2 separate regions of the Homo sapiens genome follow, and region 1 is linked to region 2. A link is an interaction called in ENCODE POLR2A ChIA-PET data of the cell type or tissue named here. Cell type or tissue: MCF 10A. All regions are shown on one strand. Each heading gives the region's core, and the rest is flanking DNA. Links, peaks and the distances in the headings are about the cores only. Region 1 has its middle 48 kb from the start of FUBP3. Region 2 has its middle 16 kb from the start of PRDM12.

Region 1 (9,044 bases), core at 1,870-5,869, 120 kb before region 2:
AGACTGACCCATTTGCAGTCCCTCAAAAGCTCTGCCACCTGCAAACCGGGCCACCTGGGCCCAGGCTGAGCCCAGTCTTCCCCACCATCAAAGTCTGCACCCGCAAGGACAGAACATGCAGCGCGTACGGTGCACACTGTAAAGTGCGGTGCCCCCGCTACATGACGACAAGGGAGAGCAGATCAAACCCAGCCTGGCTGCAGCTGGCGAACGCTAAGAATCCAGCCGCTCAGACCGTGGTCTCTCACTTCCCTGGCATGCCCTTCACTGCCTCCTCCCGCCCCGTCCTCACTGTCCCCACTGTCCCCAGGGGAGGCAGGTCCACCCTCAGATTTACCAGGGCATGTTAAGACACAGTTTGAAGCCATCTCCGAGGTCATGAGGTCATGGCAGTTTCCCATCGATCTATTTGTCCCTCCCTTGCCTGACGCCCTTTGCCCCCATGGGCCCCCAGAGCCATATCAAACTTCAGCAGTTTCTCCCAAGGTCCAAGGAGCCAAAACACAGGGCAGGGCCTTAAAACACAGCCAGCGGGCGATTTACCAGCTGGGCTGCCCAACCCCTGACCTCCGGAGGAGATGTAATGCATCTCCCTGGTTTAGCCGGATCAATGGTGCTGTGAAAAACAGCCCCATGTGGGCCAGTTGGGACAGGAGGGAGACACCCCTGCCGCCAGAAATCCCACCCGGACAGCCGCGGAGTCAGCCTCCGTGCACACGCACGGCCCCAGGACCTCGCTGGGCTCGCCGACTGTCTCAGGCAGGAGCTGGGATTGCTGAGACCAGCCCCTAGAATTCGGATGGGGAAACTGAGGCTGGGGGGCTTCTCAAGGTCACAGAGTAAGTTCAAGGAAGCCTCCAGTTTCCCCAGGGGGAACTCTCCCTGCTCAGCTTCGGCCTTCTCCTGTGGGCGAAGGTGGCAGTGGCCAGCCAGTCTGGTGGGGCAGTCGTGGTATTGGGGGTATCATAGGTCCCTGGAAGGCCAAGCTTGGCTGTCCCACAGCCTCTGGGCAGGACCAGTGGACCCAGTGTGCCTCCAAGGTGGGACTTCCTGCCTTTGACTCTGTGTGGGGCAGAAACTCCACCTTCAACAGAGTGTCCTGCCTGAGTCACAACATCCCAACGAGGGCAGAGGCCAGAGGCAGCAAGCCACCCCATGCTGGGACCCCCTTGCTCCCCAGAAAGCACAGTAGCCCATATTTAGGGAGGAAGGTTAACAAGAGCAGGAGGGCTCTGCTTCCAAATTCTCCTCGGTCCTCGTGTGACCCTCTACCCCTAGCCTGAGCCAGCAGGAAGAGCAGGCGGCTCTACAGCCTCCCGCCTTCAAGCAGGGGCCATAGACCCACAGGGGCCCCTGGGAGCTCACTAGAAAGGCAGAATCTGGGCCCCTTTGCTCCAGACCTACTGACCACAGTCTGCATTTTAACAGCTGATACATGCGCGCGCCAAGGCTGAGAGTGCTGGTGTTTAGAACCTCCCGGAGTGAAATGAGAAGGGGCGAGTGTGCATGTGTGTGTTAAGATCTTTACCCTAAAGAAAGGGCCTGAGATGAGGAGGGAAGGTGGGAAGGGAGTTAGGTAAAAAGGAAGGTAGAATGGAAGGGAGGAAAAAAAAGATACCCTCCAGATGTCCAAAAAGTATCTGAAGTAACTTCATTCACCTCCCATTCCTTCACTGCATATTTATTGAGCATCAGAGACATGCTAAGCACTGAGCTGAGCGCTGGGGTAGAGCAGCGAGCAAAATGGGCGAGACCTCAGCCCCATGCGCCCCACCACCCCACAGCTTACGGTCTCAAGCTGTGCTGTCCGGAACAGTAGCCCCACCACGTGTGAGCGCGTGAACTGTGGCCGGTCCCCATTGAGATGCGCTGTGAGTGTTAAATACACACTGGATTTCAAAGACAGTGCAAACTGGCCAGGCGCAGTGGCTCACACCAGTAATCCCAACACTTTGGGAGGCCGAGGCAGGAGGATTTCCTAAGCTCAGAAGTTTCAGACCAGCCTGAGCAACATGGCAAAACTCTGCCTCTACAAAAATACAAACATCAGCCCGGCCTGTACTCCCAGCTACTCGGGAGGCTGAGGTGAGAGGATCACGTGAGCCCAGGAGGTCGAGGCTGCAGTGAGCTATGATCACACTGCCACTGCACTCCAGCCTGGGTAACAGAGCAAGACCCTGTCTCAAAAAACAGTGCAAGCAAAAGAATGTAAAATATCTCAATTTTAAAAATATTCACTACATGCCGACATGATCATACTGTGAATATATTGCATTAAACAAATTCACGTATTTCTTTTTTTTTTAATGCAGCTACTAGAAAACTTTCAATTATGAGGCTTACATTTCTGTTGTACAACACTGCTCTAGAGGATGAGACAGAAAACAAACTAATAAGCAAACAAAAAGTTACAAGCAAACAAAAATGTAAGAAGATTACATGTGATGAAAAGCCCTGGGAAGGAAACCAGCAGGATGAGATGCAGGACTGGAGATGAGGAGCGAGGTCTCTTCAAATAAAGACATATGAGCTGGCACAGTGGCTCACACCTGTAATCCCAGCACTTTGGGAGGCTGAGGCGGGGGGATCACTTGAGCCCAGAAGTTTGAGACTAACCTGGGCAAATGGCGAGACCCCATCTCTACAAAAAATTTAAAAATTATCCAGGTGTGGTGGCATGCACCTGTAGTCCCAGTTACTTAGGAGGCTGAAGTGGAAGGATCACTTTAGCCTGGGTGTAAGTTACATATAGTCAACTGCACAAATCTGAACTGCACCTCAGGAGTGTTCCATGCCGCTCCCAGTCACTATGGCTGTGGTGGTGCATTAGCTACCTATTGCTTCAAACAACACACGTTGATCATCTCACAGTGGCTGTGGCTCGGGAGTCTGGGCACAGTTGAATGGGTCTTGTCTTCAGGGTCTCATCAGGCTGCAGTCAACAGACACACACACGCACATACGCACACTCCCCACTTCTCATTTCACTCCGGGAGGTTCTAAACACCAGCACTCCCAACCTTGGCATGCACATGGATCAGCTGTTGAAATGCAGTCAAGGTGTCAGCCGGGCTGCATCTTCTTTCAGAGCTCAGGTCGTCTTCCAAGGTCTTGCATTGGTCGGCAGAATTCAGTTCCTTGCACCAGTAGAACTGAGCTCCCTGTTTTCTGGCTGGCTGTCAGCCAGTGGCCCCCTGGTGCCACGTGGCCATCTCTAAGGCAGTTCACACCATAGAAGCTTGCTTCTGCAAGTCTCTCTTCAGCTTTTTTTGTTTGTTTCATTTTCTTTGAGATGGAGTCTCGCTCTGTCACCCAGGCTGGAGTGCAGTGGCGTGATCTCAGCTCACTGCAATCTTAGTCTCCAGGGCTCAAGGGATCCTCCCACCTCAGCCTCCCAAGTAGCTGGGATTACAGGCATGCACCACCACGCCAGACTAATTTTTGTATTTTGGTAGAGATGGGGTTTCGCCATGTTGTCCAGGCTGGTCTCAAACTCCTGGACTCAAGTGATTCACCCACCTCAGCCTCCCAAAGTGCTGGGATTACAGGCGTGAGCCACTGGGCCCAGACTTAAGGTTTTACCTAATTAAGTCCAGCCTAACCCTTTCAATGAACTCAAAATGAACTGCCTTGAGATCTAAATTACACCTGCAAAACTCCTTCAGCTTTATCATCTCAGCCAAAAGCACATCCCTAGTCCCACCCACAGTCAAAAGGAGGGGTTACAAAGAGTGTACATACCAAAGGTTAAAAATCAGTGGGAGTCAGCCAGGGATGGTGGCTCATGCCTACAGTCCTAGCTACTTGGGAGGCTGAGGCGGGAGGATCTCTTGAGCCCAGGAGTTCAAGACCAGCCTGGGCAACATAGCAAGACTCCATTCTTTTAAACAAAAATTACAGGGGTCACTTTAGGGTCTGTCTGCCACAAATGGTAATGACAATTCTAACCTCTTCAACCCCAATTAAAAATTAATCATTTACTAAAAACTTACGAATTCATTAATTAATTGTGTCAGACTCCTTTTATCTTTTTTCTTTTTTCTTTTTTTTTTTTTGAGATGGAGTCTCGCTCTGTCACCCAGGCTGGAGTGCTGTGGTGCGATCTCAGCTCACTGCAACCTCTGCCTCCCGGGTTCAAGCGATTCTTCTGCCTCAGCCTCCTGAGTATCTGGGATTACAGGCACAGCCACCATGCCCGGCTAATTTTTGTATTTTTGGTAAAGATGGGGTTTTACCATGTTGACCAGGCTAGTCTCAAACTCCTGATCTCAAATGACCCGCCCGCCTAGGCCTCCCAAAGTGCTGGGATCACAGGCATGAGCCGCCGCGCCCGGCCTGCATCATATTTCATTATGGGAATGCACCACGATTTATTTCACAACTTCTGTTGACAGATATTTGGGTTGCTCCCAGTTTCTGGCTATTGAAATAGAGCTGCTAGCACGTGGGATTCTGGATCAGATTTTAGACAATCCAAAGACATTAATGAAAAAACTGATGAAATCAAAGTCTGTAGTTTAATTAGTAATATTGCACCCATGTTAATTTCTTAGTTTTGACAAATGGGCCATGGTTATAGAAGATGTTAACTGTAGAAGAAAGTGAATGATGAGTATACAGGGGCTCTCGGCACTATCCTTGCAACTTTTCTATAAAGCTAAAATTATTCTGGGCCCAGGCGTGGTGGCTCACATCTGTAATCCCAGCACTTTAGGAGCCAAGGTTGGAAGATCACTTGAGGCCAGGAGTTCAAGGCCAGCTTGGTCAACAGAGGGAGACCCTGTCTGTACAGAACAAATAATAATAAAAATAATTCCAAAATAAAAATTTTTATAAAAATAAGTAAATAAAGCTAATAGCAAACATCTGCTACAGGCCACGGAGGAGTAGTGGGTATACAACTAGCCCTTGATGGAATCTATGAGGCTACTCTGTTCGGTGCAAGACCATAGATTCAGACTGTGCAAGACCACAATCCCTGAGAGAAGGGAAACCCATGAAGTGAGCCCCACAATCACCAGATCTCTGCCTGGGGCCAATTTCCCAGCCACAGACCAGAGAGCAGGGATCCAAGCTGCAGTCATCCTGCTGAGCTGGGAGGCAGAGATAAGGACACGGAGCTACTGAGGCCGCAGGGTCTGCAGGGCTGGAGGAAAGGATGATGCCAGGGCTGGGTTTCTTTTTTTTTTTCCTTTCTTTCTTTCTTTCTTTCTTTTTTTTTTTTTTTTTTTTGAGACAGAGTTTCGCTCTTGTTGCCCAGGCTGGAGTGCAATGGCGCGATCTCGGCTCACCGTAACCTCCACCTCCAGGATACAAGCAATTCTCCTGCCTCAGCCTCCCGAGTAGCTGGGATTACAGGTATGTGCCACCACATTCAGCTAATTTTGTAATTTTTAATAAAGACGGGGCTTCTCCATGCTAGTCAAGCTGGTCTCGAACTCCCAACCTCAGGTGATCCACCCACCTCGGCCTCCTAACGTGCTAGGATTACAGATGTGAGCCACCATACCTGGATCTTTTTTTTTTTTTTTTTTTTTTTTTTTTTTGAGACAGAGTCTTGCTCTGTCACCCAGGCTGGAATGCAGTGGCACCATCCCAGCTCACTGCAACCTCCGCCTCCCAGGTTCAGGCGATTCTCCTGCCTCAGCCTCCCAAGAAGCTGGGACTATAGGCATGTGCCAAACCTGGCTAATTTTTGGATTTTTAGTAGAGATAGGGTTTTGTTATGCTGGCCAGTCTGGATTCAAACGCCTGAGCTCAGGCAATCCGCCCACCTTGGCCTACCAAAGTGGTAGGATTACAGGCATGAGCCAGCATGCCCAGCCTCAGGCTGGGTTTCTAAGCAAGTCTTTGACTATGGCCTGGGGGGCACACACTCAGGACAAGACGACTTGAGGCTTTCCAGAGAGCAGCTGCTGTGAGTGCAGTGTGGGACCAGATCCTTGAAGACCCCCTGGGGGAAAAGAGGCGGGATGGCAGAGGAAAGGGTGGGAGCGGATCACACAGGTCCCTGAGGGCTGAGAGGAGGGTTTGGCTTTTGCTCCAAGCAAAGTGAAGACACCAAATGGTTTGGGCAGAGGAGTGCCCTGCCCTGCCATTGATAAAGGGCCCCGCTGGCTGCTGAGTGAAGAGCCTGTTAGATCTGTGGTGGGGGCTCGGGTCAGAGCCGAGGGTGGAGGTGGCTGTCAGTGTCAGAGCGGAAGCCACTCCAAAGGTGGAGCCCATCAACTGGACCTGGGGGTGGGAGGAAGACAGGAGCCAGGAGGGCTCCAAAGTTCTGGCCTGTTGATTTCCGAGACACTTGGCTTTTCCTTTTTTCTCCTTTTGAAAACCAGTTAATAGACGCTTGGCTTTTTCTTACAGCAGGTGTGCATTACCATTGCAATGAGAAAACCCCAAAAAGACATACCTTTTACTGGAGGGGGAGAAGGCATTCTCCATGTTGAAAGCATTCTCCACTCCTTTCCCGAGGGGAGCCATGAAGGAGACACGCGTCTTTCCCAGGTGCCCCCCATTGCCCAGTGGTCTGCCCCGTCTGCTGCACAAGGTTTGTCTCTGTCTCTTGCTCCTTCTTCCCGCTATGTGTGTCCCTCCTGTCCTCCAGCCCCTGAACAGGTGCTGCAGGGATGGACAATGGGGAAGAGCCAGCACTGGGGCTGGGTGGGGGTGGATGAGGGGTGCAAGAAGTTCAATGAAAGACTTGCCTTTGGTTAAAACAAATTTTTTTTTTTAAAAGAGCATCTTTCTCCCCTATCCGAGCAAGGATGGCCTTTGGGACCACCAATGCTTGTGACTACGACTTGCAGAACAGAGACCTCTCTTGGTCTCACTCCTGCGCCCAGCCTCTTGTGGCCTCACTGGCCCTGGCTGTGGTCCCTCCTGCCCCTCAGGGGTCCCTTCCCACCTCAGAACCTTCCTTTTTTTTTTTTAGACGGAGTCTTGCTCTGTCGCCCAGGCTGGAATGCAGTGGCGCCATCTCGGCTTACAGCAACCTCCACTTCCCGGGTTCAAGAGATTCTCCTGCCTCACCCTCCTGAGTACCTGGGATTACAGGCGTGTGCCACCATACACCGCTAATTTTTTTTTCATATTTTTAGTAGAAACAGGGTGGCCGGGTGCGGTGGCTCAAGCCTGTAATCCCAATACTTTGGGAGGCCGAGGCAGGCAGATCACGAGGTCAAGAGATTGAGACCATCCTGGCCAACATGGTGAAACCCCGTCTCTACTAAAAATACAAAAATTAACTGGGCGTGAAGGCGCGCGCCTGTAGTCCCAGCTACTTGGGAAGCTCAGGGAGGAGAATCACTTGAACCCAGGAGGCAGAGGCTTCAGTGAGCCGAGATCGCGCCACTGCACTCCAGCCTGGCAACAGAGCGAGACTCCACTCCGTCTCAAAAAAAAAAAAAAAAAGAAAAAGAAACAGAGTTTCATCATATTGTCCAAACTGGTCTCAAACTCCTGACCTCAAGTGATCTGCTCACTCGGCCTCCAAAAGTGCTGGGATTACAGGTGAGAGCCATTGCCTGGATGTCCCAGAACCTTCTCCCTGTTCTGTTACCCAGACTCCTCCTTTCCCTCTCTCTCTGCCCACCTGGGGCTCGGCCTCCTTCAGGGCTCAGTGTTCCGGGGCCCCTCATCCCCCTCCCCCAACAGTCTCCCCACCCATAGGGTCTCTGCCTCCAGGAGACCTCCAGACCTTCCAGCCAGCGTGAGGCCTGTTACAGGCTTGTGTGACTTCCCCTCAGAGCAGTGTCAAGGCTGTAATGAATGATGATTTCTGGGATTTTTCATTCACTGTCTATCCCCCGTGCTAACCTGGGAGCTTCTCGTTCACCTCAGTATTCTCAGCCCCTAGCAGAAGACCTAACCCATAACTGATGCTCAAAAGATACTTATTAAATCAAATGATATATAACTCAGACAGAGATGAGTACATCTGAACAAGTGGCGCCCAGGAGCTAGCACGCAGAATGGGCTTTGAAAGTGGATACAATTTCACTAAGTGAAGATGGAAGAATGGAGGTTTCCAGGGGGGAGAGCTCACCATGAACGAAGAAAGGGAAGCAGGAAAGTGTGTGTCAACTTCAGTGCCCGGAAGTGCATGCACAGCAAAAAACAAATATTTTTAACCTTTTTACAAAAAATACTGGGAGTCTCTCTCAACCTATTCTGGTCTGGGGGCTGCCCAATTCATGAATCACCAGAATAAGTAAATAAATGTATAAATAAAATACTTATGGCAGGGTGTGGTGGCTCACACCTGTAATCCCAGCACTTTGAGAGGCCGAGGCAGACAGATCACTTGAGGTCAGGAGTTTGAGACCAGCCTAGCTAACATGGGGAAACCCTATCTCTACTAAAAATACAAAACTTAGCTGGGTGGGGTGGCACATGTCTGTTATCTCAGCTACTCAGGAGGCTGAGGCAGGAGAATCACTTGAACCTGGGAGGTGAGGCCGCAGTGAGCCCAGATCATGCCACTGCATTCCAGCCTGGGCAACAGAGTGAGACTCTGTCTCAAAAAAAAAAAAAAAAAAAAAAAGACAAAAACTTACCAAACGAATGACTATTTGGAAGGGTGGATGGACGGACAAGCAGATGGGCAACAGGTTAAAGCAAAGCTCCTCCTTTTAAGGAAACAGAAACCGAGGGCTGGAGAGAAAGGGGGCTCCTGAAGATGACTGCGTTGCATTGAGGCAAAAGGAAAGCCGTTGTACCTTCAGACCATCTCTCGCCATCCACCCTGCGTGACCATTGCCTACGCCAGTCTTCCCTCCTCCCAGGACCCCTGCCCCCCACCCCCAGCATCCTCTCCAGTGCCCCCTCAAAGGTAGCTACTTTCCTGCTCATTACTTTTTACCAAACCTGGAGCCGAAGCCCTGAGTGAGCAGCTGGAGGCGGGGATGGGCCCTTTGTCCAAGCCTCAGCCCGAGGGTGGGGGTGGGGAATGAAGCTGGGGGGCTCCGTCCTCCCCGCTCTCTCTGCCATCTCCCTCGCTGACTTTTGTCCTTGGATCGCCTGCGTGATCAGAAGAGGTTTCATTC
Region 2 (9,044 bases), core at 2,372-6,371:
TCAAGGATTTCATGGTTGTTTAATTCACATTTCGATAAAACACGTTAAATATTAAATGCATTTAAACTTTTTTTTTTTTTTTTGAGACAGAGTCTCACTCTGTTGCTCAGGCTGGATTGCAGTGGTGTGATCTCGGCTCACTGCAACCTCCGCCTTCCAGGTTCAAGCGATTCTCCTACCTGAGCCTCTCGAGTAGCTGGGACTACAGGTGTGTGCCACCACGTCGGCTAATTTTTGTATTTTTAGCAGAGTTGGCCAGGCTGGTCTCGAACTCCTGACCTCAGGTGATCTGCCTGCCTCAGCCTCCTAAAGTGCTGGGATTACAGGCGTGAGCCATTGCACTCAGCCTTAAACATTTTTAAAAACAATTTGTAACCATAATGTTTTTTAAAAACACCATGCACTCAAGTACATTATATGCTGCACTTTCTTTTTCCCTTCCTTTTTTTTTTTTTTTTTTTTTTTTGAGAGGGAGTCTCTCTCTGTCATCCAGGCTGGAGTACTGTGGCATGATCTCGGCTCAGTGCAACCTTTGCCTCCCAGGTTCAAGCAATTCTCTTGCCTGAGCATCCTGAGTAGCTGGAATTACAGGCGCCCACCACTATGCGCTAATTTTTGTATTTTTAGTAGAGACGGGGTTGGCCAGGTTGGTCTCAAACTGGTTGGTCTCGAACTCCTGACCTCGTGATCCATCCACCTCGGCCTCCCGAAGTGCTTTGATTACAAGCTTGAGTCACCGCGCCTGGCCAAAGCTGTATTATTATTATTTTTATTTATTTATTTATTTATTTATTTATTTATTTTAATTTTTATTTTTTTGAGATGGAGTCTCGCTCTGTCGCCCAGGCTGGAGTGCAGTGGCACGATCTCGACTCACTGCAAGCTCCGCCCCCCGGGTTCATGCTATTCTTCTGCCTTAGCCTCCTGAGTTGCTGGGACTACAGGCGCCCGCCACCACGCCCGGCTAATTTTTTGTATTTTTAGTAGAGACCGGGTTTCACCGTGTTAGCCAGGATGGTCTTGATCTCCTGACCTTGTGATCCGCCCATCTCGGCCTCCCAACAAAACTGTCTTAATTATTGTACCTTTACAGTAAGTCCTTCAGCTTTGTTGTTCTTCAAGATTGTCTTGGCTACTCCCAGCCCTTTGCATTTCTATACAAATTTTAGAATCAGCTTGTCGATCTCCCAACCCCCATAAAAATATTTTAAATTTGCTGGGATTTTTACTGGGATTGCAATGAATCTATAGATCAATTTGGGAAGAACTGACAACCTAACAATGTTGTAGATTCTTTTGAATTTCCTGTTTTCACAGTCAGATCATTTATGAATAATGATGGTGTTATTTTTTTCTTCCCAATCCTTATGCCATTTGTTCTTTGTATTGCTTGACTACTCTGGCCAAGACCTTCAGTATCTTGTTGATTGAAAGCCATGAGAGTTGTCATTCTGGTCTTGTTTGTAGCCTCAGAGTGTATGTTTGGCATACAGTTTATCTGATAAGGAGGTTTTCTTCTGTTTCTAGTTTGCCAAGAGTTTTGTCATGAATAGGTAATGAATTGTTTCAGTACTTTCTTCTGCATCTGTAGAGATCATCTATGATTTATCTCCTTTTTCGCTTCAATGTAATGAATTACACTGATAGATTTTCAAATGTTAAACCAGCCTTGCATTCCTAGAATAAACCTCATAATGGTTGTAAAGGATTATCTATTTTATTGATAGATACATGGATAGATAGATAGATGATAGATAGATGATAGGTAGATAGATGATAGGTAGATAGATATAGTTGATAAGATATACATATTATATATATAATTGGTTTGGTTTACTAACTTTTTTATTAGGATTGTTATATATACATTCATGAAAACCACTGGTCTGTAATTTACACCACATTTAATCAATCTATATTAGTCTATTCTCACACTGCCACGAAGAACTACCTGAGACTGGGTAATCTACAAAGAAGAGAGGTTTAATTGACTCACAGTTCTGCAGGCTATACAGGAGGCACGACTGGGAAGCCTCAGGAAATTTATAATCATGGCAGAAGGCAAAGGGGAAGCAGGCACATCTTAGCGTGGCAGAGCGGGAGAGAGAGAGCAAGGCAGGAAGTGCCACACACTTTCTTTCTTTCTTTCTTTCTTTTTTAGACGAGGTTTTGCTCTTGTTGCCCAGGCTGGAGTGCAGTGGCGCCATCTTGGCTCACTGCAACCTCCGCCTCCCGGGTTCAAGTGTTTATCCTGCCTCAGCCTCCCGAGTAGCTGGGATTACAGGCATGTGCCACCACGCCTGGCTAATTTTTGTATTTTTAGTAGAGACGGGGTTTCTCCATGTTGGCCAGGCTGGTCTCAAACTGCCGACCTCAGGTGATCCGCCCGCCTCGGCCTCCCAAAGTGCTGGGATTACAGGTGTGAGCCACCGCACCCGGCCCAAATGCCACACACTTTCAAACCATCAGATATCATGAGAACTCACTCACTATGATGAGAACAGCAAGGGGGAAATCAGCCCCCGTGATCCAGTCATCTCCCACCAGGCCCCTCCTCAAATTCAACATGAGATTTGGCCAGGACAAAAATCCAAACCATATCACCATCGAAGATGCATAACAGGTCAACTTGTGCTACTACCTTAACTCATTTCTGAGCAGGTGTGTCCTCATTGCGCACATTGCCATTGCGGAATGTTCTAACACTGGTCTTTGAAGTCATGCCTGTGGGCATCGGCTCTTGTGCCCAAAAGTTCATTTCTCAGTTCATTACGGAATTCCATGCTCAGATGCCAGGCGAGGTTCAGCAAACAGATGGTCTCGCCATGACCAATCATGGTTCTCGTGCAGTTAAAACCCACAACTAGGCCAGGTGCGGCGGCTCGCACCTGTAATCCCAGCACTTTGGAAGGCCAAGGTGGATGGATCACCTGAGGTCAGGAGTTCAAGACCAGCCTGGCCAACATGATGAAATCCCATCTCTACTAAAAATACAAAAAAAAAAAAAAATTAGCCTGGCGTGGTGGCACGCACCTGTAGTCCCAGCTACACGGGAGGCTGAGGCAGGAGAATCACTTGAACCTGGGAGGTGGAGGTTGCAGTGAGCCAAGACCGAGACCCTGCACTCCAGCCTGAGCTACAGAGTAAGACTCCATCTCAAAAAAATAAAATAAAATAAGTACAGGCACGGTGCCTCACGCCTGTATTCCCAGCACTTTGGGAGGCCGAGGTGGGTGGATCACCTGAGGTCAGGAGTTCAAGACCAACCTGACCAACATGGTAAAACCCCGTCTCTACTAAAAATTCAAAGTTAGCCAGGCGTGGTGGCAGGTGCCTGTAATCCCAGTTACTCGGGAGGCTGAGGCAGAAGAATCGCTGCCTCAACTTCCGGGAGGTGGAAGTTGTGGTGAGCCGAGATCGTGCCATTGGACTCCAGCCTGGGCATCAAGAGTGAAACTCCGTCTCAAAAAATAAAAAAATAAAAAATAAAATAAAATCCAACTAATAGTGTTGAGGCACCAGCTGTACCCAAGGCATTGTGCTCAGCCCTGAGGGATGGGGCAAAGTCACTTCTCCCTGCATGGAGCTGATCTAGCAGAGGCACTTGTTTATATCTGGCAATGGTTAGTTAGCAATTCCACTTTATAATTTTATTTTTTAGTGATCCTCCTACCTCAGCCTCCCAGCAGCTGGAACTACAGGTGTACCACACCCAGCTATTTTTTTTTTTTTTTTTTTTTTTTTTGTAGAGACGAGGTCTCACCATGTTACCCAAGCTAGTCTTGAACTCCTGGTCTCAAGTGATCTTCCCATCTTGGCCTCCAAAAGAGTTGGTATTACAGGTGTAAGCTACCATGCCCTACCTAGCAATTCAACTTTGAGACAAAAAATTCTTCCTACCCTTTTTTTAAAAATCTTCTGAACCATTTTATTTTATTTTATTTTATTTTTTATTTTTTTTTTTAATTTTATTAAGGAGTCTCACTCTGTCACCCAGGCTGGAGTGCAGTGGTGCGATCTTGGCTCACTGCAACCTCTGCCTCCCAGGTTCAAGCGATTCTCTTGTCTCAGCCTCCCGAGTAGCTGGGACTACAGACGCGTGCCACCACGTCCAGCCAATTTTTTATTTTTAGTAGAGACAGGGTTTCACCATGTTGGCCAGGATGGTCTCGATCTCTTGACCTTGTGATCCTGATTCAAACAAATAAGCAGTTGTCAATGATGACAGTTTTTGAACTGCTTACCTTGTTGTTTTGCATACACTGTAATACAACTGGTTCAGGCTGGGCGCGCTGGCTCACACCTGTAATCCCAACACTTTGGGAGGCTGAGGCAGGAGGATCACCTGAGCTCAGGAGTTTGAGATCAGCCTGGCCAACATGGTGAAACCCTGTCTCTACTAAAAATACAGAAATTAGCAGGGTGTGAGGCTGGGCATGGTGGCTCATGCCTGTACTCCCAGCACTTTGGGAGGCCGAGGCAGGCAGATCACTTGAGGTCAAGAGTTTGAGACCAGCCTGGCCAACATGGTGAAACCTCGTCTGTACTAAAAATACAGAAATTTGCTGGGCTTGGTGGAGGATGCCTGTAATACCCGCTACTCAGGAGACTGTGGCAGGAGAATCACTTGAACCCGGGAGGCAGAGGTTGCAGTGAGCCGAGATAATGCCACTGCACTCCAGTCTAGGCAACAGAGTGAAACTCCATCTCAAAAAAAAAAAAAAAAACCTACAAAAATTAGCCAGGCGTAGGGGCACGCACCTGTAGTCCCGGCTACTCAAGAGGCTGAGGTGGGAGAATCACTTGAGCCCAGGAGTTGGAGGTTGCAGTGAGCCGAGATCATGCCACTGCACTCCAGCCTGGGTGGACTGAGCGAGACTCCATCCAAAAAAAAAAAAAGAAGAAGAAGAAGAAATAAATGCCACTTGTGCTTGTATCTGATCTCTTTGGCTTTCTGCAGTTTGAATATATTGTGGCTGGGTGTGGATTCTGTGTGTGTGTTTGTTTTTTATTTGTTTTGCTTTGTGTGTACGTGTGTGTGTGTGGTGTGTGTGTTTCTGTTTCTGGTATTTTTGTTGTGATTATTTGTTGCTATTTATCCAGATTGGTGTTCTCTGAGTTTCCTGGACCTGTGCTTATCTGCCTGTCATTAATTTTTTTATTTTTTTATTTTTGTAAGGCAGAGTCTTGCTCTGTCACCCAGGCTGGAGTGCAATGGGCAACATGGCGAAACCCCATCTCTGCAAAAAGTACTACAAAATTAGCCGGGCGTGGTGGCGCGTGCTTGCAGTCCCAAATACTTGGGAGGCTAAAGTAGGAGGATTGCTTGAGCCTGGGAGGCCAAGGTTGCAATGAGCCGAGATCGTGCCACTGTACTCCAGCCTGAAAAACAAAACAAAACAAAACAAAAAAACTTGAAAGTCACCACTTTCATTATTTCATTATTAAAATTAAAAAGAAAAAAAAAACGGCCGGGCGCAGTGGCTCACACTTGTAATCCCAGCACTTTGGGAGGTCAAGGCGGGCGGATCACGAGGTCAGGAGATCGAGACCAGCCTGGCTAACACGGTGAAACTCCGTCTCTATTAAAAATACAAAAAAAAATTAGCCGGGGGTGGTGGTGGGCGCCTGTTGTCCCAGCTACTCCGGAGGCTGAGGCAGGAGAATGGCGTGAACCCGGGAGGCGGAGCTTGCAGTGAGCCGAGATGGTGCCACTATACTCCAGCCTGGGCAACAGAGCGAGACTCCATCTCAAAAAAAAAAAAAAAAAAAAATTAACTTGGACAAACTGAAAATCAATGACTTTTCTTGCAGTTGAAACTTTTCTTGAAGTTCTCTGAGGTTTCAGAGAACTGAGTTTGCAAAGGCAAAGCTCCACCCAAGTCAGGAGAGACAGGAGAACCTGGAGAATCCCAGCGACATCTGTGGACCAGGAGCAGAAGCCACGGGAGCCCTAAGTGGGAACACAGATGGGAACTCGGATGAATTGCTAGAGGCTGAGTGTGGACTGGCATCAGAGGGACAAAGTCCTAGAGTCTTCAGTCTAGGGGGTCCCCCACACTTTCATGGGTTTCCCTCCAGGAATCCCACTTGATTCTGTCGAAGAAAGATCCTGGGCCGGGCACGATGGCTCATGCCTGTAATCCCAGCACTTTGGGAGGCCAAGGCGGGCGGATCACGAGGTCAAGACATTGAGACCATCCTGACCAACATGGTGAAACCCCGTCTCTACTAAAAATACAAAAATTAGCTGGACATGGTGGTGCGCACCTGTAGTCCCAGCTACTCGGGAGGCTGAGGCAGGAGAATCGCTTGAACCCGGGAGGTGGAGCTTGCAGTGAGCCGAGATCACTCCAGCCTGAAGACAGAGCTAGACTCTGTCTCAAAAAAAAAAAAAAAAAAAAAAAATCCCACAGGCTCTCGCTGGGGTGGGTGTAGAGATCCTTGTGAAACACTCAAAGCCTTCTAGCCAAGGCCCCATTCCAGGGGGAAGAGCTTTGCCAGAGCCTATCCCAGGTAGGGGAATGGAATTCTCCTTCCAGCCCCCTCCAGCCCCTTCCAGGCTTCGCAAAGAACAAGCACAGTGCTCAGGAGCCAGGCTGCAAGGAATTAGGTCGGGAAGGAACCTGAGCCAGAGAAGGTAGTAAGTGGCAGGGGGGAAAAGTGACACCCCTGCAGGGATACTTGTGAATGTCACAGCCCCAAGACCCAGGACCAAGACAGGACTGACGACAGAATGTTCCCTCTCTCCCACACCTCACCACACCCACAAGCTGCGGTACCATCATGGGAGTCACAGGCGACAGAACTCAAGGCTCAGACCTCCCAAAGTCAGGAGGGAGACAACAATGAGGACAGTAGAAGACGTGGAGCCTCTGGCACCTGCAGCCGCAGCAAACACCTAACACTGCCCAGCTCCTAGAAAGAGGATAATACAGCCTCGGCCGGACGCAGTGGCTCGCGCCTGAAATCGCAGCACTTTGGGAGGCCGAGGTGGGTGGTCGCTTGAGCCCAGGAGTTCAAGACCAACCTGGGCAACATGGCGAAACCCCATCTCTACAAAAACTACAAAAAAAAAATAGCTGAGCCTGGTGGCACGTGCCTGTAGTCCCAGCTACTCGGAAGGCTGAGGTAGGAGGATCACCTGAGTCTGGGAGTTAGAGGCTACAGTGAGCCTTGATCATGCCACTGCACCCCAGCCTGGGCACCACAGCAAGACCCTGTCTCAAAAAATTTAAATAAATAAATATAAAATATAAAAGAGCTTTCCTTTCGCTGCTGCAGCCGCAGCCATGAGTATGCTCACACCTCAGAAGAGGCTCATCTCTAGTGTCCTCCACTGTGGCGAGAAGAAGGTCTGGTTGGACCCGATGAGACCAATGAAATCCCCAATGCCAACTTCCGTCAGCAGATCCGGAAGCTGATCAAAGATGGGCTGATCTTGCGTCACCGCAAGCCTGTGACGGTCCATTCCCGGGCTCAATGCTGGAAAAGCACCTTGGCCCGCCGGAAGGGCAGGCACTTGGGCATAGGTAAGCGGAGGGGTACAGCCAATGCCTGAATGCCAGAGAAGGTCACGTGGATGAGGAGACTGAGGATTCTGCGCCGGCTGCTCAGAATCGAAGAAGATTGATCGCCACATGTATCACAGCCTGTACCTGAAGTTGAAGGGGAATGTGTTCAAACACAAGCGGATTCTCACGGAACACAGCCACAAGCTGAAGGCAGACAAAGCCCGCAAGAAGCCCCTGGCTGACCAGGCTGAGGCCCGCGGGTCTAAGACCAAGGAAGCACGCAAGCTCCGTGAAGAGCACCTCCAGACCAAGAAGGAAGAGATCATCAAGACTTTGTCCCAGGAGGAAAAGGCCAAGAAATAAAAGCTCCCCCTTTGTCTGTTATTACATGGATCAGCTCCCTCCGTTATTACATGGATCAGCCATTAAAATAAAACAAGCCTTTAAAATAAATAAATAAATAAATATAAAATGAAATATACCCTCCTCACACTAAAGGCCTCTTGACCTTAGTTCCTGTTATCTGATACAGTGTGTCTGGATTTCAACAAAAAATTGCAAGGCATGACAAAAGGCAACAAAAAAACACAATCTCAGCTGGGCACCAAGGCTCACGCCTGTAATCCCAGCACTTTGGGAGGCCGAGGCGGGCAGATCACCTAGGTCAGGAGTTCGAGATCAGCCTGGCCAACATGATGAAACCCCGTCTCTACTAAAAATACAACAATTAGCCAGGCGTGGTGGCGCATGCCTGTAATCCCAGCTACTCGGGAGGCTGAGGCAGGAGAATCGCTTGAACCCAGGAGATGGAGGTTGTGGTGAGCCAAGATCACGCCATTGCACTCCAGCCTGGGTGACAAGAGCAAAATTCCATCTCAAAAAAACAAAAAAAAACAAAAAACATGCTTTTGAGACCTATCCTCCCCCATAAAAATCTGTGGCTGTGAAAGTGCAGTTCCTCCCTGTGTGGTGTTGGGGGGGCTCTAAGCACCCCTCTAAGGGAGCTCTGGGGAACAAAAGGACATCCTGCCCAGCTAGACAACAAGAATGAGAGGGTTTCTCCCTCGAAATTCCATGGAAAGCAGGAGCTGGAGGTTGCAATGGGCTATGATGGCACCACCGCTCACCAGCCTTCGTGACAGAGCCCGACCCTGTCTTAAAAACAAAATGAAACAAAACTAAACTTTTGCCAGACATAATGGCTCATGCCTGTAATCCCAGTACTTTGGGAGGCTGAAGCAGCAGGATCACTTGAGGCTAGGAGTTTGAGACCAGCCTGAGTAAAACAGGGAGACCCCAACACTACAAGAATAAGTTTAAAAATTAGCCGGGTGTGGTGGCATGTACTTGCGGTCACAGCTATTCAGGAGGCTGAGACTGGAAGATGGCTTGGGCCCGGAAGGTCAAGGCTGCACTGAGCCATGATCACACCACTGCACTCTAGCCTGGGTAATAGAGCGAGAGTCTGTCTTTAAAAAAAGAAAAGACAACGTAGTGCCTATAGCTGATAATACCATATTGTACACTAAA

The links. Peaks named below come from ENCODE experiments on the same cell type or tissue, not always from the same donor. Only the 100,000 strongest peaks of a DNase experiment are listed, where the experiment ranks them.
Region 1: POLR2A ChIA-PET joins it to region 2 with 5 read pairs; 2 of 35 experiments call an interaction of 5 or more read pairs at or near these places.

What each region holds. Positions count from the first base shown.
Region 1 is chr9:130,526,772-130,535,815 of GRCh38, forward strand. No RefSeq gene overlaps it. Among named protein-coding and RNA genes, the nearest start is that of FUBP3, 48 kb to the right of the region's middle. RefSeq lists an enhancer at 755-1,255. In MCF 10A, for the core only: no CTCF peak of the experiment used is centred there; a DNase peak (open chromatin) is centred at 4,370.
Region 2 is chr9:130,644,507-130,653,550 of GRCh38, forward strand. It overlaps the pseudogene RPL19P15. Among named protein-coding and RNA genes, the nearest start is that of PRDM12, 16 kb to the right of the region's middle. In MCF 10A, for the core only: no CTCF peak of the experiment used is centred there; no DNase peak of the experiment used is centred there.